Linked DNA regions of Mus musculus: all the other regions are linked to region 2. A link is a loop called in an ENCODE intact Hi-C map of the cell type or tissue named here. Cell type or tissue: left cerebral cortex. All regions are shown on one strand. Links, peaks and the distances in the headings refer to the core of each region. The heading gives the core; the rest is flanking DNA. Region 1 overlaps Lpp (LIM domain containing preferred translocation partner in lipoma). Region 2 has its middle 37 kb from the start of Tprg. Region 3 overlaps Lpp (LIM domain containing preferred translocation partner in lipoma).

What was found. Hi-C counts contacts between places; a loop is a spot of excess contacts. Peaks named below come from ENCODE experiments on the same cell type or tissue, not always from the same donor. Only the 100,000 strongest peaks of a DNase experiment are listed, where the experiment ranks them.
Region 1: it touches region 2 in a loop (4-fold over the local background); 4 of 42 quality-filtered maps call a loop at or near these places.
Region 3: a loop joins it to region 2, with 3 times the contacts of the local background. A loop is called at or near these places in 2 of 42 quality-filtered maps.

What each region holds. Positions count from the first base shown.
Region 1 is chr16:24,813,592-24,823,697 of GRCm38, forward strand. All of the region lies in intron 8 of Lpp (LIM domain containing preferred translocation partner in lipoma), which reads left to right. Among named protein-coding and RNA genes, the nearest start is that of Mir28a, 9.2 kb to the right of the region's middle. In left cerebral cortex, for the core only: CTCF peaks have their summits at 5,669 and 8,805 (motif pointing left); DNase peaks (open chromatin) are centred at 9,090 and 9,478.
Region 2 is chr16:25,245,163-25,255,268 of GRCm38, forward strand. No RefSeq gene overlaps it. Among named protein-coding and RNA genes, the nearest start is that of Tprg, 37 kb to the right of the region's middle. In left cerebral cortex, for the core only: no CTCF peak of the experiment used is centred there; DNase peaks (open chromatin) are centred at 3,830 and 4,155.
Region 3 is chr16:24,978,368-24,988,473 of GRCm38, forward strand. Lpp (LIM domain containing preferred translocation partner in lipoma) reads left to right here. Exons shown (of 13, transcript NM_178665.5): 13 at 826-10,106. The coding sequence ends at 954. Among named protein-coding and RNA genes, the nearest start is that of Gm52245, 42 kb to the left of the region's middle. In left cerebral cortex, for the core only: no CTCF peak of the experiment used is centred there; DNase peaks (open chromatin) are centred at 4,659 and 8,556.

The DNA.
Region 1 (10,106 bases), core at 1,482-9,481, 430 kb before region 2:
TGCCATACGGGAGATGAGAAGATATTCTTTACAATTGTTTATATACATGTACCTGCGAAGCCTCAATTCATCTTCATCTTCGCATTTTAAATGTTTTTCTGCTCATAGTTTAGGATTCAAGGGATGTAACAAGTCTGAAGTGTCTGTACACAAATTTCACTAGGGACTCAGAGGAGTGGAAACAAGGAAGCTATTCCAGAAGGCAGACTATGGGTTTATAATCTTCCATGATGCTAATAGACAGTTTCCCCAGTATTCCTTGTCGTAGCATTTGTCTTTCGTTTATGGATTGTTATAGCCATTATTATTATTTTAAATCACCAGATAGAGCATATATAGAGCAAGGGTGGCCATATCTACATTTACCCCCTCATGACTCAGCCCCCTGGGCTTAGTATATTGTCTCCTAGGCTCTAGATTGGCAACGATTTTATTAGTTTTTAGAACTGTGTCTATTATCATTTGGACAGATGTGGAGTTTAAGAACCCCAGTAAACGTTCTTTTTATCTTCCCCTTGCTATCCTGTGGAGGGAGCAGGGGATTTTTATCTGTACCAATTGCTCCTCCTGGCAACTGGTTCCTATACCCTGTCCCAGGCAGAGATGCCCCTGTAGTCATCAGTGGGTTATCTGTGCCTCTCCTCCTCAATGGGCTCTTGAATTGCTTGTTTTCACTGGTTTGTTCTCTGTTCAACTGCTTAGACAGCACAGCTTAGCATTACTTCTGGATCTGCTGTAAAAACAACAGCAGTTTTCTCTTCTAGAACTGGATTTCAGGAGAGGAATCACAGCCACTGAGTCACCACACAAGGACTATCTATCTATCTAAGAAGGAGTCACTTCTTGCTTCATACAAATCTACATTCTAGCTTCTACACCTATAGCTTAAACTAAGTTCATTTATTTAATTAATTGATATTTTTACTTCCCCTCCATCTCATTTTACCTTATTTGCTGAGAACCCATAATATGTGATATCATATAGGTAGAGTGGGACCTCTCCTTTCTAGGAAAGGAAGTAACTTGTAAATAACTTCCCTATAAATGACAAACATATTTTAAACTATCATGGTGTTTTGGGTTGTTTTGGGTTTGTTTGTTTGTTTGTTTTTTCCAAGTGGAAGGATATGTATTTCTAACCAGGAGAAATGCGATGTGAAGTGGACAAATTCTGAAGAATTGTATTTTCTTTTATAGCTCCAGGGTCCCCTGTGCCTTCAGGGGATTGCACAGTCCCATAAATGACTGGGGATTTGTATAACAATGTGAGAGAATGGTGAAGACACCATCCACCCACATCAGTATTAGATAAGTTACTAAATAGTTATGAACAGCTCAATACTCTGCAATCTCAGTACTTGTCCAAGAACGTTATATTCCCTCACATAAACTTATATTGAAAATAAGGAGACTTATATTTTAGGTCTTTGTGTGATTTTTAAACTCTGGTGTTTGGGCCATTAGGCAGGGTTTCCATGCCAGCTGCTATTTGAAAGCATAGATAGTGCCGGTTCTTTCCCTCATAGAGTCTGCATTCTGTGGCCCTTCCTGTCCTTTTGGCAGAATGGAGGAAATGTCCCTGTAGCATGTTGCTCTTCTGCCTGTTGAGGATGGGAAATGGCAGGGAGCTGTGCCTTTTCTGAAGCGAAGCAGACTGGAACACAACCCAGTCTCAGTGCAGAGACTCTTGCTCACTGTTCATTTATTGTAATTTCCTTATCTTGTATGCATGGACGCTCGAGTGACATTCCCTCACCAGAAGACGAGTAACAGAATGTCCACCCTTGCATGTTGTCTCTATGTTGTAGAGAGCACCATCCACAAGTTAGTATAGACAGGAACTATATTCACTAGACATGTCATAACAAACACTGTAGCTTCCAGAAATATAGTTAGGTACCCTTGCTCTTCTGGAATTACCTGCAAGGTTTCATACCAACTGTACCATCCCATTCATGAGCAGTGATCCTTGGTTAGTGTCCCTACAATAAGTACCCTCTAGGACATCAGAGGTACAATGATTTTATAAAGTTCCCTGGACATGTTGTACCCCTTGCCCAGGAGGCTCCTAATAATCGTTCCTCCCATCCTCAAACACACTTCCCCACTTCATGGCTGTGAACACTCTAGGTAAATGTTCACTAATTTTTGATAATTACTGTTTCTATTTGATCTTTGAAGTGTTGGGGATTTATCTAGTTCAGGGCTATTTACTCATTAGTCCAACCACTCTCCCTCTGAGCTACATCTCCAGCCCCACACTTCAGCATTTCATGAATAGTCCTAGTCCTTTTTATTCTCGCCCTTTATATACATAGAAAAATGCCCTATCTCTCCACCCTTGCAGCCTGCATTGGGTATAGAGTCATGCATTAACATACCACAGTCTGCAGTATAATTTACATCGGGAAGCTTTTCATTTCGAAACCTCAGTTGGTTTTGGTAATGCTGAGGTACCCAAACTCCAGCGGAATTAACTAACTATTGAGCTATTAGTAAAAATAAGAAGGAAAGGTAACAGAATGAGCAGCTGTTTTGCATCAAATGCTGGGTAAGCACTCCTCATGTATAAATTCCGATTTCCTTGCTAAGTGGAATGCCATCTCATCTGATAAAGTCAAATCTGGAACCAGAAATACTCAATACATTGTGCCATTGTGGTTAGCAAAACTAAGCTTTGAACTCTGAAGATCATTTATTGCAAGGTCTCTATTCTTTCTCTTCATGAAATGGCAAAATGGCTCTTCTGATACTAATGGCTCAAATCATTATGCTTATCGACTTGCAGATGTAATCTAGAAGTAGTTTAAAGCAACATCTACATACCGACATGCTAAACATATGTTCTCCTTTGATTCCTCTTGCTGTGATGAACACAGCGACCAAAAGCAACATGGAGAGGAAAGGTTTATTTCATCTTGGTCCTCCATCAAGGGAAGAAAAGACAGGAGCTTAAAACAGAAACTTTGGAGGTCTACTGCTCTTGGCTTGCCCCGGGATTGCTTTCAGCAACCTTTCTTATATAGCCTGAGCCCACTGACCCAGGAATGGTACTGCATGTAGTGGTCTGGGTCCTCCTACACCAATTAACAATCAAGAACACTCCCCCCCCCCCAGACATACCAACAGATCAGAGTGATGGAGGCGTGTCTTCAGTGCAGGTTCCCTCTTCCAGTTATGTCAGAGTTTAGCCATCACAAATGAGTAACTTGTTCAGCATGAAAGGATAGGACTCACCCTGCTCTGCTCTGCCTTAGTTAAAGAGATAGAAGGATTGAAAATAGCACTTCCGACTCTGGTACTGTTGGCTGCAGCACACTGGGCATGCCTTGCTGCCAGAGCAGCATTAGTGGCCACTCATCAGTCTCATCAGTCAGCTTTATTTTCTGTTCAAAAACTAAGCATCAAAAACGAACCTGGATGGGGCACAGAAGGAGTTGGTAGGAGGATAGAGTAATAGAGATATAGTGCTTAACTATGACATTCTCAACAAAATTCCTTTTTATAAAAACTGAAGGAAAGTGGACCCAGGAGGGGAAAAGAGTAAGAAAGAAAGACCCTGAATGGCCCCAACCAATTAGACATGCTTCAGGCCTGTGTCGTATATGCTCTGTTCAGAGTGCTGTGGGAAAATGTGTCAAATTTAGAAGCCAATATGCCAAAACTGTAGCCTTGCCTCCACCACTGAGTCTCGACAGCAGCATGCCCGTGTAGGCATTAGAGTGCACACTCAAGCTGCACTCTATGGTACAGACAGAGTCCAAAGCTCTTAGTAGGCTGTCCTTTTCCATTACATGAGAATGTGTTGGCCAGTAGGCATTGGAAGAGGTGTGGAATCCTCACCTTGTAACTTAAGCTCCCTAGAACCATACATTTCAGTTCTTTGCATTGAGTTTTCCTCCTTTGTGTCTTGTGCATCGGGGTTCTCTCCATCCTCCAAGCCAGTTTCAGGTTTAATCATTGCCATGGGTGTGATCGTAGGAGAAGAGTAGAAACAGCAAAGGTTCACTGGCTTCTGGGTTGGGCTCTGTGTGGATTACATGGGTGACTAGGATATAATTTTTAGGGAAAAGCAGGAGAAAAGGCAGAGTAGCCAAGTATGGTGGCGCATGTCTTTAATCCCAGAACTTGGAAGGCAGAGGCAAGTGGATCTCTGTGAGTCAGAGGCCAGCATGGTCTATAGAGAGAATTCCAGGACAACCAGGGCTACAGAGAGAGGCCCTGTCTCAAAACAACAACCACAAACATTTGTGAGAAAATATGGCCTTGATTACCATATTCTGATGGTATATCTCTTGAAGATAACTACTCAAAAACAATATCTTACAATTACTCAGAGGGAACTGTAAATTATTGGAACAACTACAGATTATTTAGGTAATTCAGGATACCCAAACAAGAGGCAGGTTCTAGCAAACCTCAAAAATATTTAATCTCCCACTGTTTGCTCCCACTTCTGTTTTGTTTGTTTTTTTGAGACAGGGTTTCTCTGTAGAGCTCTGGCTGTCCTGGAACTCACTTTGTAGACCAGGCTGGCCTCGAACTCAGAAATCTGCCTGTCTCTGCTTCCCGAGTGCTGGGATCAAAGGCGTGTACCACCACGCCCGGCTTTGCTCTCATTTCTTAGGTAGTTTAGCAAGTAGAGAACACACAACAGTTACTACTCAGTTTGATCAGGGTTGAGCTCGAAGTGTGCTTGGGTCAGACAGGTGTCTTCCACTTCTCAGAGTCTAGGTAAGATTCTGGGATAGTTTACTAAGAGACCAGGGCTTGTTTGGGGAATGGCAGACTCTCCTGTGCCTAACTCTGAACTGTTACCATTCAACCAACTGAAACATGAAAAGCTATTTGAAAAATTCCCAGAAATAATTATTTTACTTTTTATTGTTTCTAGTATACAGTACTATAGTTCAGTTCCAGGATCTGCAGAGGTCCTCTCTACCAAGCCCTTTTACCACATTGCTGGCTTGAAACAACAGGTCTTTTCCACTCTGAATAAGGGGCTGAATGAATGGGTGGCTGAGACACTTTATACACTACTGTAGCAAATGAAGCTCTTTGTCTTTCCATTGTACATTACACATTTACTTTTGTATGACTTATTTTATGTATATGATACACTGTAGCTGTCTTAAGACACACCAGAAGAGGGCATAGAATCCCATTTACAGATGCTTGTGAGCAACCATGTGGCTGCTGGGACTTGAACTCAGGACCTCTGGAAGAGCAATGGGTGCTCTTAACCACAAAGGCATCTCTCCAGCCCCACATTATACATTTCTGTAGCTGTAGACATGTCAAGAGTAAGTTAATCCTGAATCTTAAGGAGAGAAAAAGATGCAGGAAAGGCAACTAGAACCAAACTAGAGACATTAATTTGTGAGTCATCTGATGGAGGGAGGAAGTTTAACTTTTCCCCACAGTAAACATGGGGGCTGGTCATTTCTTGGCTTGGGAGAAATAAGTAGAAAACCCAATACAGTTGTGACTTCTAACTTGAATACTGAGGAGCAGGTGAATTTGCATATGACCATAAATGTGTCACATTCTATTCCGTATGGTCACTTTGTACATGATGTTCAAGCTGTCTCCTCTATGGGACACAAAGTTAATAACAGTCATGGCTGTTGGATGGGCTCCTTGTTAAACACACTGCACTCTGCTCTCTCTCCAGCAGAGGCGTTCTGAGCATCTGCAGCCCTTGCTCTCTCAAGGTCACCACCATGACCATCTGTTAATATGCTCTGCTGAGATTCAGTCATTCTTCTCTCATCTCCCCTCAGGCTGTCAGCTGTCCTCTCTGCTGGGACTAAGCGGCCTCTCACAGTCTTCCCCACCACCTTCAATTGCTTATTGGTTCCAATATCCTCTGGTGTGAGGAAGAAATAACAACAAAATGGGCACTTGACTCATTGGTGAATAGGAGCTGTAAGCGTAAGAGACAAGCCTGCCCGAGCATCAGTCACAGAGGAAGGCTTTTGCTTTCACCATTTTACAAAGAGAGCTGTAGAGACTGTGTTTCCTGCTGCTTCAATTTCTCCGCCTCCTTCCATATCTCCACCATCATTTTCCTCCTCTTTCTAGTTCTCTAGAATGTCTTGAAATGTGACAGCTACATACTGTCACCCTCGCTCCGTGCAGATTTTGTTTTTCTATCACAACAATTGGAAGGCCATCCCTAAATCAGATCGTTTTAGATTGTCTCTGTTCTCGGTGGCTTTAACAACACAGTGACTCAAAGCTGCATACAGTTGGCAGCTTTCAGCCATTTATTTGGACTACCAAGCAAGAATGCTCACAGCCTTTCTGATGAACGAAGACATCTTTATTTCCAGTTCACACCCTTCATCATAAGAAGGGTATTTGAAGGGAAGCCAAAAAGCATACTTCTCAAACTTCATGTTTCACATGCTTGCAGGAATTGGGGATAATTCCTTACCCCAGCGTCTTCACAATTGTGCAGTAGAAATTGACAGTAATGTACTCGCGGTCCACCAACAAAGAGAAAAACTATATATGCTTCATTTACTTCATAGGAAAAGCTTCAGTTTTCCACAATTGTATTTTTGGAAGTGACTAGTGTATATACTCCATGGAGAGGAACAAACTTTTTTATTTTTTTCATTTTATTTCCTTACTGTCTTTGAAAGGGTCTCCATTCTGGAGGCCAAAATAGAGCCTCTGTAATAGTTACCAGAAACTTTTTTTGAAATTAGAAAAACTATGTTCAAGAAACACAGATCTTATTCCATGTTAGTGAAGGCTACAACTTGGGGGCTGGAACAAGGAGATTTCCTGCATTGGCCAAAACTTAAAGAGCTAAATTGAGAACCCTATGCCATCGCTGCTGTCTGCATTTCCCTCTGTGCACTGGGAACCACCTAGGGTCTCCAGGCCTTGTTTCGTGGCCAGGACAAGCTTTGCTGCTCCTGAAACTGCACTTTCTTTCCAGAAGTCTCCTCTCCACATCCAAGAATGGCCATGTATTTGCACACTCTTTGAGATGGCTTTCCTTGTATTGACTTATATCACTGACAGTATGAATTTATTTTGCACCTTGTCTTTATGATCTATAAACCTTCTGAAGGCCAGATCTACTTCTAACTTACCTGATTCATTTATGGGTCTGCCCCCTAATGTACTTTTCAAAAAAGTACACATTTATGGGAAGACACAAGGATGGATTACTTCTAGAAAAGTTTATATTGCAATCCCTACTATAACAATATTAATAGATATTGTCACAGGATGTCATGTAGCCCAGGCTGGACTTGAATTAATAATATTTAAAACTCAAACTCCCAAATCCTTGCATGCAGGCCTGTCCTACTATGTGGAGCTGAATAGGCACTTTGGACTTGAATGCCTTTTGTTGTTTACAAAGTTCTTTTACGTGCATTTCTGTGTAGTTCAGCACTTATCCTATGCTATGCACATAAGTGTGTAGTATAAATGTGTATGTGTATCCATTTTGTGTCTGTGTGTTGCTTATATTGAACAAACTCACACATTCATATACAAGCTGAGTTCTGTAAGGGAGAAGCTGCTATGTTGGCTGCTGGAGCCTCACTTCAGCACTTGGCAAGAAGGAAAAGCTCAGGGAGGATTTGTTAGCTGAAGGAATCAAGTTATTACCTCGTTCAGGCTTCACCATAATCATCCAAAGTGCATAAAGTCCATATTGTATCTTGTGTCTTTTCAAGTTAAAAAACTGAGTCCCAAGGACCTGCTCAGGGTTTCAAAGGTACACAGTGGCCAAACAAAAACTTGAACCCTAGCTTTCTAGATCCATAACCTTTCTTCACTGACTTCTGGGAATTTTCTATATTAATAGCAATGCATGAACTATCTCACGAGGAAAAATTGCTTCCAAATTTAAATGCGTGATGCATATGCAGGAAATCACTGACTTTTCAATCCAAGGGTAATGCGGTTGGTGTGACTTTCAGGGAATAGGGCTTTCTTTTACCCACTCTTCCTGATGGGCATGTGTCAGTGCACACAAATGCATACCATACATCCCTCACTTCACACTTTCCGAGGCTTCTTAATTCCTCCTCAGGTTCTCCATGCTCTGGTGTCTTTTATAGCTTCTGCTGGACCAGGCACCCACATGACATTTGTTATTGGGATGTCAGCAAGTGTAAAGACTGTGGGAAGAGAGAAAGCTGACCCATCTAATGTAGACGAGAGCCTGGTACTAGTAGAAGTTTGCTTCCGTCCTGATTGTAGCTCATGGCAGGAAGCAGAGTAAAGCCTTTATTGATGACTAAGTTGTATTGAATATTACAGCATGTCACTAATCGCCACGAGACCCTAATGGAATACCATTCTTACTGAGATGGGAGCCAAGGTTCAGCACTGGAGAGAGGTGACACAAACACCACAGCCAGGGAAGGGCGGCCTTAAGCCCTGTGCCTAGAACACACGAACCCTTACACTGAAATTGGCCGCATAGTGTAGGTGTTTGCACAGTCACTTTCTCTTCTTGGGAAACTATCTCTTGTGTTCTTTAACACATCTTTGTAAATGAGAAAAAGGCACACAGTGCCCTGAGATCACAGTAAAATACAAGGGAACTATATTCATTTCCCATATTCCCATATTCAGACAGACAGACAGACACACACACACAATTGAAAAATCTTTAAAAGGATTGCTGTGGGGAACAAATGATGTCCTACGTGGCTCAGCAGTTGAGATCTCACTGCTCTTGAAGGAGATGTGAGTTGGTTCCTAGCACCCAGGGTTGATAGCTCATAACTGCCAGAACTGCATTCCCAAGGAGATCTGACGCCCTCTACTGGATTTTATGAGCACCTGCACTCATAGATCCCTCCTGACCAGAGTCTGTCTCCTTGCCCATCTCCCTGTCTCTGTCTTTCATAGGGAATGTTAAAATAATCTGATAAAATACAAGAGAAAAGTAACATTAGCTTTTAATCTAAAGTGCATGTGGGTAGGGTGAGTCACTGAAAATTGTACAAAAGAGATCTTAAGTTCTGTAGGATGTTTCAAAGTCTGTGGAAATGCAGTGAGTAGCCCAGGAACTCTGTAAAAGCCTATTTTGGTGCTCGGGGTAGACAGATGGTAATAAGGTAATGGGATGTCTAGTCTATGCAGATTCACAAGTCTGGTTCTGCATTTGACCATGAGTCAGGCCTTGGACATGGTTTCTCCATGTAGACTTATTTCTTTCTCTTTTCGTTTCTCATAAATGGCTACGAAGACTTGCTGGAAGCTGTGTGTGGTTCTTTTTACTGAAATTATCATTTGGGGAAACACTTGTTCTCTAAGACTTACTGAACTCCACCCCACAAAGCATGCCCCCTACTCAGATGTCATCTCCTGTACATCATTTGGAAGATGGATTATTGGGGTTTCCCACCAGTCCCCAGCTCAGTTTCTATTTCCAAATTCCGGCTGCCAGTTCCATACTTGGTTAAGATCCTGCTTCTGCCTGGTATCCTAGGGAAACAGTTTGTAAGGGCTGCTGTGTCCATCTGCCTTCCTGCCTGAGTTTTTGACTATACACCCTGATTATTTCCTAATCTAGAAGTGAATCACAAGACTGCAAATGCAGGGAACAGCCTTGAAATATGTTCAGAGTGTGAATACTTACAGAGTTAGGCCTGAGAGTGTAGAGCAAGACACTTGCATTTGTGACTCTACTTATGTATATATTTATAGGCACTTTGATAAAGCCAATGTAAGTGCATACATAGTTGGGCTGTGTATCAAGAAATCTTAATTTTTAAATGCAGAGACATTACAATTACAGTGTGAACATGGACCTGGAAACCTCCCTGCACACCATTCCCAGTCAGCTGTGACATTGTTCAAGGGACCCTTGGCTTGAAGTTGTCAAGATAAGATAAGTTGGTTAGCTTCAGGCTGTATCTCTTCATCTACAAGAAGCCCATCCTCCACTTGTCATGGGAATTTTGAGCCTTTGTCCTAGAATTTTTTTTTTGACCAAACTAACTTGTTAAATAATATATTCTACAGTCTTGGTTTTATACTCCTAGATACATAGGTATTATACCATCAGAATCATAATTTGGGGTGTAGTGGTGAATGTCTGAAATCCCACACAGCAGGATCCA
Region 2 (10,106 bases), core at 737-8,736:
GATCGCTTTCATGATGCCCCCACAATCCTTGCCTTATTTCCCAGTGACCCAGTGATAGAAGCGCTGTTCCCACAGATCAGAGGCAAGGTGAGAGCTGTCATGGGACTTACCTAAAGATGTGACGACTGTTGCTATTGGCACCAAAGCACGGTTATTGTTTTAATTTTGTATTTTGAAATTTGATAGCTTTATATTTATTATATACATAGCAGAGAGCAGGCACTGGCATGGCTTTCTTTGACTTCTCCTAACATTGGCATCTTGGACTTTACAAATTCACAGAACAATGGTAGAGCTAAGAAATCAGCCTCCTCTACTAAGGCTAACTGCAGTTCACACTTCATTCATATTTCGTCAGTTATTAGGCAAACACTCTTTCCCATTCAGCCTTGCATGTTGCCTGTTGTTTCCCCACCTTCGGCTACAGGAAGCAGTTCCAACATTTCATCCTGCTTCTCCATCATGATGAGGACTGAGAAGTCATTCGGCAGAATGTCATCCAACTTGGCTTGCTTCCTGCTCTATCATGTTTATGTTAAAGGTATTGTGAAGGACACGAGATCTGTTCTTCTCAGGATATGTGTTGAGGCCTAATAGTGTCATTAATCTTAATGGCCTGGGTAGAATGTCTTTCACTGGATGTTGTAACTGTAAATTACTCTTTCTCTCTTTTGTTTGATTTTCAGATGAGACAATGCGGGTACAAAAATGTCTTGTTTTGCATAAACCTTTATTATTCAAGTACTTAAATCCTCAGATACAATAAAAATTTAGCTTCTAGTGATCTTGTTCAACACTATTATTATTATTATTACTGTGTCAATTTTATTTTCCATTATTTTCTGTGTTCATCAACTGATTTTTTTTTTTTTTTGGTCTGAAGAAACCTTTGCATTAGCCCTTATTTAAGCTAAGTTATTTTAATTCCAAGTGTTTTGTTCTCTGATCAACAGAAATATGAAGGAGCATTTTATCTACAATAAAAGTTGGACTGTGTCAAGTCTCTGAAGGGAAGCAATGAAGATAATACACTTCCCTGGTATTGACTAAACACTTGCTTCTATATGGGGCATTCTGGACAAGAGAGATCTGCAAGTGATTCCAGAAGACCAAGAAATCAAAGAGAAACATTGGAGGTAGCCATTATGAGAATCATAGTAAAACTTTTTTGGCTAAATTTGAAGTGATAATGATTCCGTTGTTGACTGTTGCAGTGTCCTGTGTCATGATGCATCTCCGGGCCCCTTGTAGCATGCTCATGTGTTGTGTAAAGCTCCCCCAATTAGATGATTATGGTGAACATGTGGACCATGTAGGGTTTGAGTTCACAGCCCTTTTTCTCGGGATAAACTGAGAGGAGAAGGGGCGGGTTCAAGGTGCTCCCTGCTGCTTTAAGGACCTGTGATTCTTTTTCATGTGGGAGCAATGATGAGGTTTCAGTGTATTTGAATGTTGTCTCTTGTTAAAGACACGAGAATTAACATCTATATAGGCGTTTCATCCAACCTGCAGTCTGGAGTCTCACTTTTTAAAACTGGCTCAAATAATCCTAGTTACTCAAATATTAGAGCGAAATGAGGTGTCATAGTAACATACACAAACACTCATGTACGTATACACACACACACTCTTGAACACACAGAGGTATGTACACACACACACACACACACACACGTGCATGCACACTGTAAATAATTAAACTAAATAACAGCATTAAAATGACTAGCAAAGTTCTTGGTAATTCCTGGGGTGCAAGTATAGATGAATGGAATGTCTCTTTCTGCATTAAGAAACAGTTTATAGATTAGTATGTGAACTGTTTAGGATACACCCCTAATGCTGATAAACATACCAACTTCATTACACGAACACCATAAAAATCTCAAAGGGTTTAATTCTAGCTACAATAGTCTTTTAATGAGGTTGGGGCTTGAACCCTGCATTTAAGCACTATCATTAAATGCCCCGAGTAGTCATTTATACTCTGATATAATGCAGGCGGTGGCTTGAGTTTGAGGAACAGGAAGGGATTCAGGAGCCTGCATTTGAGAGAAGAGGACGTTGAGACTCAGCGGCATACAGCACTTTTAGTAAGGATGCTGGATACTGAGCAGAGGATTTGAAGCTCCAGCGGACCTAACGTGTCTGACTCTGGAGGGTTTCCACTTTCCCTTTTGCCACTTCCGCAGTTGCTGCAATTCCTGAAATGCTCCACATCTGCAAGCAGAGTAACCATCTATCCCATGTTGCCCAAGCCTTTCAAATTCTTCACTTTGTTGCAGTGCAATAATTAAAATGTGACAATAACACCCTCAGCTAGTTCATCGGTTTTGTCTTTTGTTTTTGTTTTTTCCTTTTTTATTTATTTACTTATTTTGTGGTAGCTGAGGAGAAGGATCTCAGGGACCCTCCAACACGATCGATCTTAACCCTGAAGGTGACAAAAGGGCAGCTGTTGATAAGCCATGTCTACTCTATAAAAGATTACATTTAAAGTTCAGGGCTTTCTACTGGGGAATTTCATGTGTGTGGCTGTGCATGTATACATTTTATTTTTCAATGATCTGGAGATCTCTTATAACACAATTACAAATTATTGTAATTTGATTCTAACTAAATATAGGTGTAGCAAATAGGGATCTTTGGTTTACAAATTATTTTCTTTCTGTGTAAAAAATATATGTGTGCATTCTGAATGGTCTACAGTGAGCTTGTGCAAAATTTGTACCAAAGGATAATCTTTAATATTAGAGTTGAGAAGTGTCAGCTGAATTCTATTTTGAAGAAAATAAGGTGTCATAGTTGGGATACAATAATTCTCCCAAGCAGAACAAAGTCCTTATAGCTAAAATGTTCTTGGTGATTCTGGTTTCTCCTTCAAACTTCATGTAAGTGTGAATTAACTCTACTGTAGAGAATGGTCTGAAAATGAAGGTCTAGAGGAGAGGAGGTAGGTGTGGCGCCTCTGAGGTGGTACACTTTCAGATCACTCATGGCTCTTAAGAGTGTTCTGTATCGTGTCCAAGTCTAACAGTAAGACAGCTCTTAAAAAAATAGGTCAGTTTTGTGCTTGTCTTTCATTTTACCTGCTCTGGTCCATGGTCCCTCTAGCCAGTGACATTCCTGAGCAGAAGAGAAGAGAGTGCATAGCAGTGCCATAAAATGACCCAGGAAGTTTGTACACTGTGGACAGTCAACCTCGAGCTGATCGATGTTCAGTGCAAGCCCTTCAGTGAGACACTGTTGTGTTGTGACTACTCTTGTGACTTGTGACAAGTTGCCTTCTCCTCTTTAATTTCCATTTCTCCAAGTGCAACGTGGAATTTCCATCATATGCCCCATGGTTCTCCGTGGTTCTGGTGGGATTTGAGGAGCGTGAATTACAAACTGGTATCCCGGAGCCATCCAGTCTAACGCAAGCTTTACTTTGCTCTGGGAGTAAACCTTAAGAAAAGGTCAGTTTTGCAGACGTCTTGAGGTTGTGTTCCAACGTCCTCGTTAAATAACCGAAGTCCAGACTGGCAGGCCCAGGGGAATATTTAATCAAGTAAAAAAAAAAAAGGCCAAGTCATTACTGGAACTCCGTCATCAGACCTGTAAACACAAGCATTTATTTGTGGGTGTCATGAGAAAGTGTGTTCACTTGTAATACTCTCTCCTGTACAGGTTCTACTTGTCAAATGTGTATGACTCTTCTGATAATTCAGAAGAGTGGAGAGAGCAAGACGAAAGGAAAGAGAGAAAATTACAACTGTAAACAGACTCTGGACAGCGAAGGATCAAAACAGCCTCTGGCTTGACTGGATGAGTCATAGCTATAGTCAGACCACAAATAGAAGCATAGCTTCTCTGTTGAAGGGCAGTCTTCCTGTCTGGAGAGGAAACCCAGCTCTGATTGGAGATAGTAGTTTTTGCAGACTTCAAAGCATCGCAAGCAACTGAACAGACAAGAGAAAGGGTTGGTAAACAGCGTTCCAGGTGCTACTCTGGAGAACCAGCCGCACAGCTCTGATTTGAAGCTATGTAGACATACTTTCATCGGAAGCCAAAAGCTGGTGGTTTGTTTGTATGCTTGGTTTGTTTTTTTCTTCTGCTTCTTTCTATAGTATTACTCCCTTCTAGCATCTGCATCTAATTTCATCTCAAGTAATGCAAGTTGTTCCTCCAGGCTCACACTCCAGGGCACAGAGAGAGATTGGCAAAGGGCCATCTAAGGAGGTAGGAGGAAGGCAAGGGCACGTGTTTTGAAACTACGAGGAAGGTGATGCTTTCAACAGGGCAAGTCTGAGACTGAGAGGGTGTGGCAGAACAGAGGAACATTCTAGTGGTTCCTACTAGGTAGACAAGCCAGTTTGGCCTCCTGAATTTAGACTTTAACACTGAGTCTGGGTATAGCTTAAAATTTAGTGTATATGTGAGGAAGAAGAACATGGAAAATTGGAATGAACGAATGGGACCCGGTGTCGGAGCCTGAGTGCCATTAAAGGTCTGGACTCTGTATGCTGTGGAAACAGGGAGGCAAGAAACAGAGACTACGGAAAGATGGGAACTCCAACCATGGGAGGTAGAATGAAGCAAGCTCAGGAAGGCCAACTACATCTGCTGTCACTTGGATGCTTGTCCAGCACAACGTAAGCCCCTGAACTTAGAAAGCACATAGGAGAGACGATGACATCGATAGATCTAATCGCTGGAGGATAGCAACATAAAATGTTTTTTACCAGTACATGTTTTGGTGTGTGTTAAGGTCATTGAGCTGAGTAGATGGGACCTGGAAAACTATATAGTCAGGTGATTGAAAATGACAAATGCATAATTTCCATTTGATAGACATAGGGGACAGGCAGTGAGGGAAAAGTTACCTGCACCATGTGTTTGACATTGGTGGTTTTGACTGACACAGGTTCACTACTTGCTCCACATTTCCTTTCCAACCTACGCTAGTAGCTTTTCTATCTGCTGTGATAAAATTCCCAGCTAAAGTGACCTACAGAGGAAGTATGAATTTAGACCTAAAGTTCCAGAGTACACAGGCCATGGTGGCAGGGTAGGTGCAGGAGGCGATGCGTCCTATTACATCTGTAATCAGGAAGCAGGCATAATGAAAGATGTTCAACCTCACTTTCTCATTTCATTCAAATCGAAACCCCAGCCCATAGAATCATACCTTCCACTTTCAGGGTGTCTTTTTCCACCTCAATGAACCAAATCTAGACTTATTTAAAGGATCGTTTCCATACCGACTCAAGTTCTGGTCGAATTGACATTTGGTGTTAGCTATCACACAGCTTTGATTTCACCCTGAGTCTTGGCCCTTGGGATCCCTGCAACACTGAACTTCTGTCAGGCAGCTGTGCCCTGGCTTCCTGTCTGAGGGTGGGTGAGTCACCTGTTCCCACTGGGTCCTGCATTCCTCATGTGTGAAATGAGGATGGGACAACAGTCTAGCTGTATGTCTGGAACAAGAAGCACCTGTTGCCAGCATTCTCTTTAATAAGCAAGCAAGCAAACAAACAAAGCCAGCCAATGAATCCTTCCTGTCATCATCCATGTCTTACAGATGGCCTAATAGATGATACATTAAATGATACATAATGCTCAAAAGGCCATAGGGTAACGTGTCCTGCTGACAGGCTCAGCCACCTCACTTTTAGCACCATTCCTTCTACTCCAAGCAGGTGATACTGATGTCTAGAAGTAAACAAAGAAATGTGCTCAGCTTCCCGAGATTTCTCTTTTTAATTATTTTTATTTATGTACCTATTGAGCTGTGTGGACTGCATGCACGCAAGTGCCTATTGAGGTCAGAAGTGAGCATCAGATCCCACAGAGCCAGATGCAGAGGCAGTTGTGAGCTGTCTAAAACGGTGGCCGGGAACTGAATTCAGGTCCTCTGGAAATGCAGTGAGTTTTCCTAAGCCCTGAGCAGTCCCTTCATTCCTGCTGTAATTTTTATTGAATACACCAAGCTTTCATTAGTTCTTCTTCATAAAGCCAGACCAACAGCAAGGGAATCATTTTAATGGGGTCACTGCAACATTTTAGAAGTTGGATTCATTCTGTTTAAAACCACTTCCTTTCATTGGGATGCACGCAGCTGCCACGCTTCCTTCTGTGGGCAGAACTTCATGGCCAGCTGCAGGAGGTTATGCACTTGGATGCAGTAAGCCGACGGACAAAGCAACTCCACATTCTTTTCGTAAAACTTTGCGTCTCTCTGGCCATTCGAGGACAAGAATCCGGGGCCAAAAGGGACCCTGAGCTCATGTATGCCATCACCCTGAACTCACGTAGTCCAACAGCTATGCAGAGGTTTTAACGGTTTTCTTGAATTAAGATATCACTTCAGGATCCTGGACTTGTAGTTGTCCGTTTCCTCGTGACCGCTCCAGCTGCTTGCTCTGTAATTAACTCACATTTAACACAGCTGAAGCAAAGTCCACGGTACCATCTCCAGGTTCCAATTTTTCCTTTTGAGACCCACTCACTCTAACAACCTTAAACCTGCTCTTTGACATCCATTTCTTGATTTTTTTTTTCAGTTAGTAAATTCTGATCATCATGTCCCCCCTCTAAGGCGTTTCTGTATCTGTCCTTCTCTGCGTACTTTCCCTTTCCACACTCAAGACTACGGCACCGTCCTGCTCTAGGTGGCGTCACAACTGCTCCCTCACAACCCTTGGTGATCACACCTGCACACCATGGTTCTAAACAGGATGCATTTTCCAATCTTACCAACCATAGAACTTCTTTTTTTCACTCCCAGGGCCCTTTCTGGGAAATACTTACTGGTCCAGCGTTTCCAGATGAATTGTTGTCCCCTCTCACTGTGACATCTGTCCACCCCCTTTTGTCACTAAACTTGTTATTTCCTCCGCTTAGAATGCCCTTCTTCCTGGCTCCTGCCATTGGGAAAGCCTACGCTGTTTCACGGCTCAGTTCAAATGTTCCTTATTCTCTGAAGCTGCCTTTGATCTCACGACCTGGCATGACCCCCACGGTTTTGGAGGACTATGTACGTGATTCTATTATAATATTTAACAACATATGCTATGTAAAATATATCACCTAATAGTGCTATACTGTAGATGTGAGTCTATTACATATTTAATAATTTATATATAAATTGCAGACAATATTTACTGTAATTTAAAAATTACATGCTGGTTGTGTGTATTTGAGTCTATCTGCCAACAATTCTAAGGTCTTCTAAGAAATGGGAGCTATGTATTTCTCTTCCTTGTGAACCCAGGGTGTGGCATGTTGATGGTCTCTTTCATATCCTTACAACATGGGATAATTTAGACTGAAGCCCGATGAACTCTCTACAATGAAGCAACCTATCGTTCTACACAGTGTGCCCAGCCCCCTTTAATCTTTGCTGCTACTGCCTTGGAAACATGGGAAAAGGGAAGCCAAAGAGAGATGACAACATATTTACAGATATAGTTCAGGAGTCTCCTGGGAGAGGGCTTTTGGGAAAGAGGAACTCCTAAGGAGAGGTTCCCTACTGATCAACGTCCTACATTACCAAGTAGCTGTCTGTGTGAGGCATTGCATTGAGTCCTGTTGGGACGGATGGGCCCTCTAGGAGTTTCTAGAAGACTATTAGACTTGCTCGAATCCTTTCCATTGAGTGTTTTGGGGATGGACAACAACAAATGCATTTAGGAAAGAGAACTTGTCAGAATGTGAAGGCAAAGAAGCAGCTAGATGAGGAAATGGCAGGAACCAGAGGGAGAAGCGCCACGGTGAAGCAGGACGTGGGTACACCTTCCCTTCTCCTTTCTTGTTGTCTGTTGGATTTTTTTCTTGCCAGAGGCCACTGTTCTCAGTCCTTCGGTGATTGGAAAGCTGTGTCAGGAAAGTGACTAGCTCTGAGTGTCATGCGTAGTGAGGTTTGCACATACCATACCACTTTTCCTTAAACCACCATCTTTGAGGTCAGGATTTGATTAGTACATTGTCAATTGGATGGGTCACTTTTGACAAATTCTGCCTCGAGTCATTTTGCAGACCTGGTGAAACTATAAATAAATAAATAGGGAACCTCTTAGGAAATCAATAGTCACTCTTTGGAGCAACATTCCTTTTCAAGTCTACATTCCAAAGGAGAGATTCCTTTGCAGGAAAAAAAAATCTTATTTGTTTTAACAAGCAAGTACAAGATTCCTCTCTTATGCTTTATGCCTTTCTACTAAGGAACATTCCAGGCCTTTCTTCCTTTTACCTCTAATAAGATAGCACACTGCCTCTCTTACAGGCCTCATTTGCATTACAGCACTGGACCACACAACTGATGTACACTTGAAATACACTTGGGAAAGTGTCTTCCAACATCTTAAAATAGCCAAGTAACTCTTCAGTTTGGGGACAGTCCATGAATTCCCCATCTGTGCCATAATAACACTTCCCTGAATACTCTACTGCAGAATTTATGGAGCGTTTTTGTTTGTTTGTTTGTTTATTACCTTATTTGATTTCTAAAACAGTATTCGGTAACTCAGCCATCTTTGACGAGGGCCTAACACATATCAGGTACTGGGGTAGGGACACAGATGAAATTCTGAACAAAGTGGTTTAAGCCAGCAATATTCCAGGACTGATTTTCCTATCTTCATTTATACCTATTTCAGAGACAGACTGACTAATAATGATTGTTTCATTATATTCAAAGAGCCAGAACTCAAACTCAGGCTTCCCTTTCCTAACAGAGACTCTCTTTGCATGGCTGTCAGCATTGAAGCCACCGTGGAAAACTCTGAGAATCTCCTCTGAGTTCACTGATCAAATGACCCAATGCCAATTCAAATGTCAATGGAGTAGACTGAGAAGTATGCAAAAATCCGGCAAATGACAGCAAAAGCCATCTTGAGAAGCTTTACAAATGTTTGTGTGTGTGTGTGGGGGGGGGGCGGTGTAAGGAAAGGCCCAAACCGAAATGGTGAACAACAGCAGCAGCCATGTGACAGTAGACCCCAGAAAGGTGTTTTAAGCTGTACAAAGCACTGCTTGACATAAGCATCCAGGTTCAGCTGAGAACAGAACTCCTTGTTGATTGGCTGTGCTGGACTAGTCCCGGTGTGGACTAGCTTTGGCCTCAACTCAAACAAATGGTCAGTAGGGTTCTCACAAGGTGGTAGGACAGGCATGGCATGGGCAGAGATGCTGGCCTGAGTAAGGGTATCCTCTTTTATGCCTACCACACCGTGTGCTATTGCTTCTGGTATCAGAGCCCTGTGTGAACCTGAAGGCACTTGGATGTTAAGGTGAGGCAGCTACTCTAATAGCTAGTCAACTGACTTTGGAGGTTAGGAAAGTGGACTTTTGTTCCTCATTCTCTTCTCAGCCCAATTCGTGGGGGATGAGCTAAACCTTCAGGAAGTCACTTGAAGCCTGGGGGTCCTTCATTGTTGGCTTTGCTCCCCCATCTCTTTCCTTCTATGTCGTACTCAAGGTGAGGTCTAGAGGTTTTCTATCTTATCTCTTGTCTTCTTTCTTGGTTACAACCTAGTCATGGCCATACTTAATTACAAGCCGTCCTGGGAAGACATACACTGTTTAACAAACTATCTCTGTCATGGCCTGCAATATGCAGAATCAGGAGATGGAGAGAATGGAGACATTATACACATGTGGCAGGACACGACAGGATTTGCTCAGAAGCTATCAGAAGCCCCCCTGAGCAGGTGAGGCACAGAGCCAACAAGTCCGCGAGGCATCTAGAGGAGCGGTACTTTCTGATCAAATGCTTGGAAAGGGAATTATAGTGACTAATTATAATTAAAAGATGTACTTAGATTTAAATAAAAATTGATTCCAGCCACGAGAAAATGGACAAGAGAGCATCCCAGCTCTGCTCTTAAAATCATAGCAAATAGAAGCTTAGCCAGCCAGACAACTTCCAGTTTCAGTGAGTACCATGTGGTTTACTTACGCTGACAACCAAAGCCCTGAGCAGACCCTCACAATAACCCCAGGACAACAACATGGCAGAAAATTATCACTCCCGTTTTAGAAGTGGAAAAACCTATGAGGATAGAGGTTACTCAGGGCTACGCAGCAAATGAGACGAATTTGCAGCTCAAACCCACACTGTGTCTTTC
Region 3 (10,106 bases), core at 962-8,961, 270 kb before region 2:
GACCATCCCAAAAGCTCAGTAGGGGAGAAAATGCCTGAATTATTTCCAGAGTAGTATTCATTCTTGTGTGCAGCCTTCACAGACCGTGCCAAACCTCACAATGGCACCCAGGGAGCTCATCTCCTGGTCTCCCATAAATTCCTCTTCACCATGCTATCCCTTTTGGAAAATGTTACCAATTATCAGTCTTCCCAGCTCTTGAAATTTTATGTCCTTGCTACTATTGCAGTAAATATGCAAAAGCCACTGGTAGCCTTTCTACATGACAGAAATCACTTTCCTTTTATTTAAATAGCTATAAACTTCTATTCTTGTTCCTGTCCATTCTTCTGAAGAAATCCTAAAACTGAGTACAGAGGGTAGGCTGGGGGAGGGGATGCTTTTTTTTTTCTTCACTGTTGTTTAGGAGAGAAAGCTACCCCGGGAGCTGAGATCTGTAGGCATTTTCTTCTTTGTACTATGTTTTGTATTTGGTGATTAGAAGAGTCATTTTACACTATTTGTATTGTTTTGTTTTGAGACAGGGTCTTCCTATCTAGTCTTTCCTGGCTAGAATTTTCTATGTAGACTAGACTGGCCTTGAACTCATAGAGGTCCACTTGCCTCTGCTTCCTGAGTTCTAGGATTAAAGGTATGTGCCACTACTCCTGGCTACCATTGCATTTATGTTGTTAATCTCTAATTTAGTTTCATTCACAATCTGCTACTACTTGTACTAGTGTTGGGGTACAATGTCCCCATTATGAAAGCCTCTTAAGAGGCTCGGGGAAAGTGGGTTTATCCCTGTAGTTCAGTTCACTTACATCACTGTCTTCATTTCCTTAGGACTGTGGTGGTCTTCTGTCCGAAGGAGACAACCAAGGCTGCTACCCCTTGGATGGACACATTCTCTGTAAGACCTGCAACTCGGCTCGCATCAGGGTCTTGACGGCCAAGGCAAGCACTGACCTGTAGAGTCAATAGCCAGCTCAGCTGCCGAGTGCATGCCAGCAAGAAGAGCGCAACACAAGAAAAAGATAAGAGAAGAAGTAGAAAAATAGAGGCATAGCTCAACCACTAGGATAGTCTCTGTTCTTCATGTGCTATTAACCTTTCTGTAGAAGCGCATAGAGAATACGATTTGTCTACGTTCTTACCAAATACACATTTCACATTTAATCATGCAAGGCCTTGGTGAGCCTTTGTTCCAAGGACTTCCACATTTTTGCACAGATTATACTCCGTCCCATTCACTTCTGCATTCCTGAGACTTTTAATCCTCATGTTTGTCTCACTTCTCATGTGGTTGAATAGATTTTTAGTGTGGTATTTGCTGTCACATGATTTTTCCTGGGTGAATGTGCCAGCCTGCAGGTGCCTTAAGTCTTGTCCTGTCTGTCACTTTTCCTCTGGCTGTGGCTACAAAAGGCAGTCATTCTGTTACCAGGTATTGAAAAGGTGAAGTTTCCCATTGCACTACACCCCTGACGTCTCTTGCTAAAATAATGGTAGGGGGATATTTTTCTATGTTAAGCTATAAAGAGTTTATTTGAAAAAGTTAACAGGAGCCCACTTTAGTCTGCAACTATCCAAATTCAGCAGTCAAGGCTCATTGGAAAACATTGATTAGCCAATATCTAAAATGTGGGGAAATAAAACCAAGTTTCACCACTGTGCTAAAGAGGCAGAATTCTAGGTGTATCTGGAAGGCCCGTTGTATTTCCACAATCCCACCCTGAGAGTTAGCTCACCACACTCTCTGGATATAAGACTGTCAGGCTTGCTTTTGGTACATTTATAAATCTATCCAACTCTTCATCCTTAAAGCACTGTGAAACTTCACCTAATATATAAGCATGGTTACTGCAATTAATATTTATCTTCAGAAAGATAAGTATTAAAATGAATCAAATTCTTATCTTTCTTTCTTTCACTTTATAGTGACCCAAACCTAAATCTCTTTTGCCTGAAAATTGCAAATCGGGACACATAAAATGAAATTATAGGACCATGTTTCATCTTCTTTAAAAAAGAGAAAAAAAAGCTGGGAAAGATTGTGAAACCAGAGTTTATTATTCTTACAATCCTCTGTAACTCAAGTACATACTGCAGGAGACATTTTCCTATCATCAACGTGACATTCACACCACACTTTCAAAGACAATCGCTGAAAACCAAATTGTCTTTCTGAGGTAAAAATATGCGGAATGCCTGCCTGGAATCTTTATGCGAACTCTTATTAGCCAGTGAAACACTTGCTTGCCAACTGGAGCCAGTTCGCTTCGTTAAGAGGAGACACCTCGCTTTGCAGTTGCAGTTGGCCATTATTGTAAAGTCAGTATCTCAGAATGAGATTTCTCAAAGCTTTCTTTAAATCTTCTACAGATATATACCTTTAAATTATGGAATACCTTAAATATTACAGAAAGGTATAAATAATAATATAAAGGTCCCTCTATAGCTAACACCGTTCTAGAAGTATAGTCACTTTAAATTTTTTAAACTCCACAAATATCTTTTTATCTCTTTTATATAGTACTGGGAGTTGAACTAGGGCCTCATGTGCTCGGCATGTGCCCTGGCACCCCAGCATCCCCAGCTCTTCCGTGTCTTTTTCTTTTTTTTTTAATCTTTATGACATGATGATTTTCTAGTCTGACAGTTTTAATTTTAACATTTAGAGCAAAAAAAAAAAAAAACCTGTTTAATTACTTGTGCATGTTTAAAATTGCAACCCATGCCTCAGGAATTCCATAAAGTTTATTTTACTTGAATAGAAGTCATCTTAAAAGTGATTAAAAGAAGCCCTTAGGCCATTGTCACACAGCCCCTCTGGGTCAGTCTGTGGCTTATTGACTTTCTCCACAGGCAGTTTGCCTGTTAGAATCCCCAAAGCTGGCATTTTGGGGCCTTTCCCTTGCCCCCTGCTCTCACCTGGCTTCTCTTCTCTTGAGATTCATGGAGGCAGCCTGTGGATCTCAGAATTCAGTGGGCGCTCTCTAGCTCTGAATCCCTGTGCTGCAAATCAAAGGCTCACCTGTGCTGGTGACCTCGAGGAACGCTAACAGACAGTCGAGGTGAATACAAGCCTGAACTGACTAAAATGCTCACCGTGAAATATTTCAGGAAATGTCTTTAAGCCAAAAGTAGAGTGCAGTATAAGTAAGGGGCAGGAGTAATGTCTAGAAATGTAGACAGCAGAGGAAGAGTTTATGTAATATTTATACTATAGAGCAATAACATCCTCCATGTTTGTTACATGTAACTACTTGTAACCAGATGTTTACATGCAAGATTTATAGGAAAATGCTGCCCATTCTTCCCTGAGGTGTTAAGGGCAGAGCTCCCTTGCTCGTAGCCTACCCAGTGCTTTCCTGTTGAGTCACCTCAGAGGATCTTTACCAAAGATTTTTTTAAAGTAAATTTCTTTTTAATATAGACTTATACTTTTATAATAATGAATGTGCACATACTCATATACAGAAATATTTAGGATTAGATCTTTTTCTTTCACAAGGTCTCATGCAATAAAGTATCCACCACATTATTCTCCAATTACTTTAATATATAATTTACATTGCTTTCTCGTTTTCTTCTACTAAGCATTTGACTTAAGCAATACTAAATACTCTGCTCTTTGCTCTTTTATCTACATAAAGATTTGCCTACTGTAGAGATATAAAGATCTGTTACCTTAATGATTATATGCATTGCCTTTTGATATATTGCCTTACTTATCATTTAAATACATAAATAGAAAGATATAATGTCTGTAACAGAAAACTTATAAAGTTATACCTGAATTGTTTAAATATCAAGAGCACAAACATTTGGTTATTCTGTATAAAATGAAACATATAAGAAAGGAAAAAACCCACCATCATGAGCTCTGCAGAGAACATTTAAAATAATTCTCTTTCTATTTCTGGAGTGGTAGGGATGGATCTCTGAAACTTGTGTAAAATAGACAAGTGCTCTACCACAGCTAAACCTCCCATCCAGAGTAAGATTTCATAGCTGTTTGGGTTCCCATCTAAGCCTGGCTCAATATGGAGTCTGATTGGCAAACAACATTGCCTTTAGAACTCAAAAATACACCCTCCCAATCCTAGCTCATGGCCTCAGTACTAGTGAAATCCTGCCACCTCTGCAGCTCAAAGATGTGGATGTTTTCCTGTCAATAGCACACTGTCCCTGTAGGAACAACTTGTGGTCAGAATTGCTACGTGGGTTATATGCTGATTAAGGACATGAACTTAAAAACACTAAAAATGCTGCAACAATTTTATGTTGGACTTGAACAGTGTGGAACATATTAACCATAAAGAGCTCTCTTGCATTTGGGCCGTTGGAAGGGGAGAGTGCTCTGTGAGGCTGCAGCAGAGCTTTAATAGGCAGGATTCTGAAAACACAACTACCAAGCATCTTCAGAGTTACTACAAATCCTATTAATGTGAACCAGTCAGGAATAACAGTGTTATTTCTATTTGATGTGGTTTAGGCTTCTCTTGTCAGATCTGTGTCGGTTGCCCCCTGATCCTTCCATTCTCAAGTTTTGAAGGGTGTCAGGGAAATTATGGCAGCTGCTAGGGAGATCTGAGAAACGCTGATGTAACCTCCCAGCCTCTCACCATCCCTCTTGGCTTGGAAAGGCTTTTTTTCCCCATATACATTTCTAGAAATATTGCCATTCTACCTTAGCATTTCACATTTGTAGATTAAACAAGTGATTGTCCATCTGTTGCCTACAGCTACAGTACATGTGTGTTATGAATGAAATATGACAGCATGTTCCATACCCCCGCTTCAGCCATCTGTAGAAAACCAGCAACCGAAAAAGATACCTCTGCAAAATGTGCCTCAAGTCCTTGTCCTGGGATGGCTCTTCTGGTGTGCTTTCACAAGAGACAATCAAAAGCAATCCACTATTGTGCCTTATTTTTTAAAAAAAAATCTGTTTACACTTCTATGACTATTGCTCAGTAATGGAAATGCTACACACACACACACACACACACACACACACACACACACACACACACCCCAATCTCAAAAGATCGGTGAGAAAAAGACAGAGAGACAGAGAGGAGAGGACGAGAACACACTTCCATCTTACTGTACCAGTTTGGATGGACCTCATAGCTCTAACATATGCGAGCATGCTCACGGTTGAGGCGATGTGTCGGCTGTTACTAGTCCTTAGGCTTTGGTCTCCCCCTGAGTTTAGGGGGATACTAAAGGCAGAGACTTGCACCTGCCGGACCCCTTCTGCACTCACATTTTTACATTGTATTATTTGTTTGACTTAGGGATAAACAATTTTGATTTCTGAGCAAGTTATCATCGTGGCACGACCTTGACTATTTCAGGCCACGTGACTTAATTGGCTGGTCATTGGAATGAAGCTGCTTGTGATGCTGGAGGTTGGCTAGTATGGCTTTATTTCCGACCTTTAAAATGAATCTGGACAAAGCTACTGTGATCTAATGCAAGTGTTTCACCCCTCGCTCCCTTGCTTTCTCCTCTTCTCTCCTTTCCTGCCTCCCTTTAACCTCTCTCTCTACTGTGCCAACTAATGCTGCCCTGTTTGGCCTTCTAGTAAGTTTAGTTAGGATACAACAGCACTATGAACTCATTAAGGGAGAATGGCTACCAGGACATATACCTACCAGCCAGAAAAAAAAAACAAAACTGCTTTATGTGGACATACTCTTTAGCTTGTGCTTATTCCTAGAGGGAGGGGTGCTCCTTCAGGTGTACTTTAATGAATCTGTATCAGGGTCTTAGCTAATGGGGTATTGCTTTAAAATTATCTGTATATTCCTCACCTATATGTAAAGTGATCATTCTAAGGCTAGACTAGGATGCTGTGGGTTTTTTTTTTTTTTTGGTTTGTTTTTTTAAATTAGATATTTTCTTCATTTACACTTCAAATGCTATCCCCTTTCCTAGTTTCCTCTCCAAAAATCCCCTATACCCTCCCCTCTCCCCCTGCTCTCCAACCCACCCACTCCTGCTTCCTGGCCCTGGCATTCCCCTATACTGGGGCATAGAATCTTTGAAAGACCAAGGTCCTCTCCTCCCATTGATGGCCGACTAGGCCATCCTCTGCTACATATGCAGCTCGAGAAACAAGCTCTGGGGGTACTGGTTAGTTCATATTATTGTTCCTAGGATGCTGTTTTTAAACTCAAAGTCACTTTCACCACAAAATACTTAATTTTTTTTTTTCGAGACAGGGTTTCTCTGTGTAGCCTTGGCTGTCCTGGAACTCACTCTATAGACCAGGCTGGCCTCGAACTCAGAAATCCACCTGCCTCTTCCTCCCAAATACTGGGATTAAAGGCGTGTGCCATAACTACCCAGCTTAATATTTTTTAATAAGAGAACATCATTTTGTCCCACTGCAATGAGCTTGATAATTTTCTTTGTGGCAACAAGAATTGACTCAGTACTTGTAAGGGGTAGTTTCAGCACTAGGATTTTCTTTTTGTAGAGTATACATTATTTTGTGGGCATATTTTCCCTTAGTACAGAATAGAAAGATACGAATTTACTTTTCTGTTTTAATTTTTTCTTCCTTATGCAAAGTTTTTTAGACAATATTTTAGTTAGCCGCCATGCATAATGACTAATTGTAGAGATCTTTGTAAAGGACATATTTTTATCCATCTTACTGGGAAAAAAATGCTCAAATCTTTGTTCTTTGCTTCTGATTGGTATTTGTTTTATAGCAGGGTCTAGGCAGGATGATAAGTAGCTCTGTCTCATAGCATTTATTAAAAATTACCATACTACAAGTACTCAAATTATTTTACAATACTTAGGATCAATGGCTGAGCTAAATTTTCCAAGCTACCCATCCACTTAGGGACAAGATAAAACTTAATTCATCTGACTGATAGTCATCTCCTGTGCCCCAATAGGATATTGTTAAATAGCTGCCAGTGTACTCCATGAACTTGTCTTTGAACATAACTTCTAATTTCAGCTTTCAGTCCTAAAAGCAGAATGCTGTATTAGGAATGCAGATGTCACCATGTCACCTTGTGCTCAAGCCAAGTGCTAGGAGGTCTTGTTGAACATATACTCAGGTGCTGTACCTGGGTGTACAGACCTATGGTCCTTGTAAAGAGCTGCCTTCTCTATTGCTTTCATGACCGATGGCCGTAGCATTTATTAATGAATATGATGGCCAGTGTGGAATCCACTCAAGGCAACCCAGGCTACCTGATGAACTACATAAAATCTCCTAAATTCCAGACTCGTCACCTTTGTGGGTTTGATACCACCAAGTACTTCAGCTTGTCATTTATTGACAGTGCATGTTATCTTCTGATTCCAGTGACATTACCTACTAGTTTCCTGACTATTTCCGGATTCTCTTTGCATCTACTCTGTGACCCAGCTACTACTGTCTGTCAAGGCAGATCAAAGCACTTTGCTTCAGATTGAAAGGGAAAGGTATATGAATCCTTCTAGGGCCACTGGTGGCCTCCATGGAAGGGGATTCCCTCCTAATGATAGAGCTAGGAAAAGACAGGTCAGCCAAGCTGAGAATACAGCCCTCTTTATCTTCTGGGCTGATTTTTGTAATCATATCTCACTGCTGGTTTTGATGCCAATAGAATCAGAGTCCTCAGGAAGGGAGGAAGTGAGCTAAAGCATTTTCCATCTACAAGAGCCCTCTCTGCCTCATAAAGTCCTTTCCCTTTCGCACCGTCTTCTCAAGGATAACACTTGTCTGTATTTCCATGATGGATAGAGAAACAAGTTCTTGACACTTAGCAAGTTCTGCACCAATATTAGTCGTTGGTTTTAAACTCATCCATTTATTACTAATATTTGTGTCTAAAGCAACTTCTGTGATCAGTTTATACTCCCCTTAAGACAGCCAAGGCTGAGAGAAACCCTATCTTGAAAAAACAAAAAACAAAAAAGTGGAGTTTATGATTTAAATTTTGTCCCCTCAGTATCTTAGTTCCTTAACTGATTTTGTTTTAACGGCCATTGTTGGATCTAAGAGGCTCAGGCTGACTGCATTAAGATCCAATAGTCAGTTCAGACTTCTTCCTAGAAATGAGTGAGGCATGTGAAAGACCTCTTCACAGAGGCCTCTGTGGGAGTTCAGGGAGATCATGGAAGTGAGGACACCTGAGCTTGCTTACTGCTGACTGCATTGGGACGTCATAGTTAAGGCCCACAAGGACAACCTAGGCTCATTTCTGCAAGGATGCCCTGGCCAGGGTATGGATTCAGAAGTCTTCATAGCAGGGAAAACTTTCATATATTCATGCTTCTTGAGAGGGGAAAGGCACCAAGAAAACCGACTGTTGATCTCTTCTCATCACGATTACAGCGGAGGAGGGGTGGCTGGGCAGACACAAGAAACCCATACAGTATAGGTAGGAAATAGCACCCTGTGGTCTTTGTTGGTGCAAATGCATTTTTATTGGACCACACTACATTCTCCTCTCTTGTAGCAAATGTGCTGGACTTTTGAACCCTCAAAAACGAACAAGTGGGCTCTCTCTGCGTCTTTCTTCTTCTAGGAACATAGTTAAGGCTCCCAGCCATCTGCTTTACTTGGTGTTCCAGTTCCGTCACGACTCCTTGCTGCATGGTGAAGTTTGCTTAAATAGGGCCTGTGTCAAGAAACTCATCAGCTTGGGAGGAAGTCCTGTTGTTTCAGCTACCTTGGTCATTAAAACCAGTCTTCGGCTCTGTTTTTTCCTCGATTCTCAAAACTAACCCACGAAACATAATAAAATCCTGGCCTCCCCTTTTTTCTTCTTCCACTGTATTTGTTTTGTTTTTTAACGCTGTATTACTTTTAAAAACAACTTCCATTTTTAGCTGAAGAGTACAAGTGCTTCAAATTTAAGCACCCACTAAAAAAAGTCAAGAAGATTTCCAACAGTCAGATATTAGAATTTGTGTAAGTTTTGTTGGTGTATTTCTATCCAGAAAACAAAATGTTCTGACAGTTATCATATAGCCTCATGCCCTACCTTAGTAACTGTCTTGTGAACAATTTGTTTCATTTATCAGATCCACTGATAATGACCTTTAAAAAATTTGGGAAACATCACTGTCGATTCTCCAGCTTTTACAAAGAAAAGGTCAAAAACAAAATTCAGTGGTACTGTTACTAAACTCACTACTTCTGATCAGCTCTTCAGTACAAAAGGATACTGTTCTTAAGGAAAGGGATTGGGTGATGCTATGGTTTATGTAAAAGTATATAAATTCTCTCACTGTTGCCCAGGGTTACAGTTTAGCTAGCAACCATTAGCCTTTGGAAGAACAGGGTTTTTTGTCCCTTCTGTATCAGCTTTGAATTTGAGAGCCCTGTCGCCAGAGGCTGCTATCCGCCCTTGGGTAGGCAGCACCTATGGGTGGATTTCTAAGCTGTGAAATAATAAAATTCCTGAGAGAGTTTCCAAGCTGCTTTCACACATAGAAGAGCCCTGGGAGGATGGTTATTAATAGCCCTGTCCTAGAAGCAAGGCTGAGGTTCAGAATCCTTAAGTGTCTTGCCAAAAGCAATCTAGCTGGTAAGTGTGAGATGTGGGTATTTACCTACCCCTTGTCACACAAGGCCCTGTTAGAAAAATATCCATGGAAACCCACAACCATCTAGTTATCAGTGGCAGGTGGTATATGTGTATCATATTGCTGCAGATTATTAAGAGATTGCACATGTCTGTGTCATCTTGTGAGAAGCCATGGGTCTCTGTGATCACCTCTATGGTGATACCCCCTGAGCAAAGGCCACTGAAAACAGACATCTGTGCAGAAGCACATTGCAGCAAAATTTCCCAGAGAGTTGCTTTACATTCACTGGAAACATCTCTGGACCTGTCAGGTTCAGGATATCAATTGAGACTATATTATTTCAAATATAGTAGTGTGCAGAGGTTACCTGAGTTTTAGGAAATCTCTCCCTCCAATGGACCGCAATGTATATCCCAAAGAGACAGAAGCTGCTATAGGTTAAAAAAACAAAACAAAAACCATGATTCTCTCTGTCAGCCCAAGAGTGTGCTGAGGCAACCAGGAGTTTCTAATCAAACAAACCCAAGTCCAGAGGCCTTGAAATGTCTAAACAAGTGCTATTGAATGAA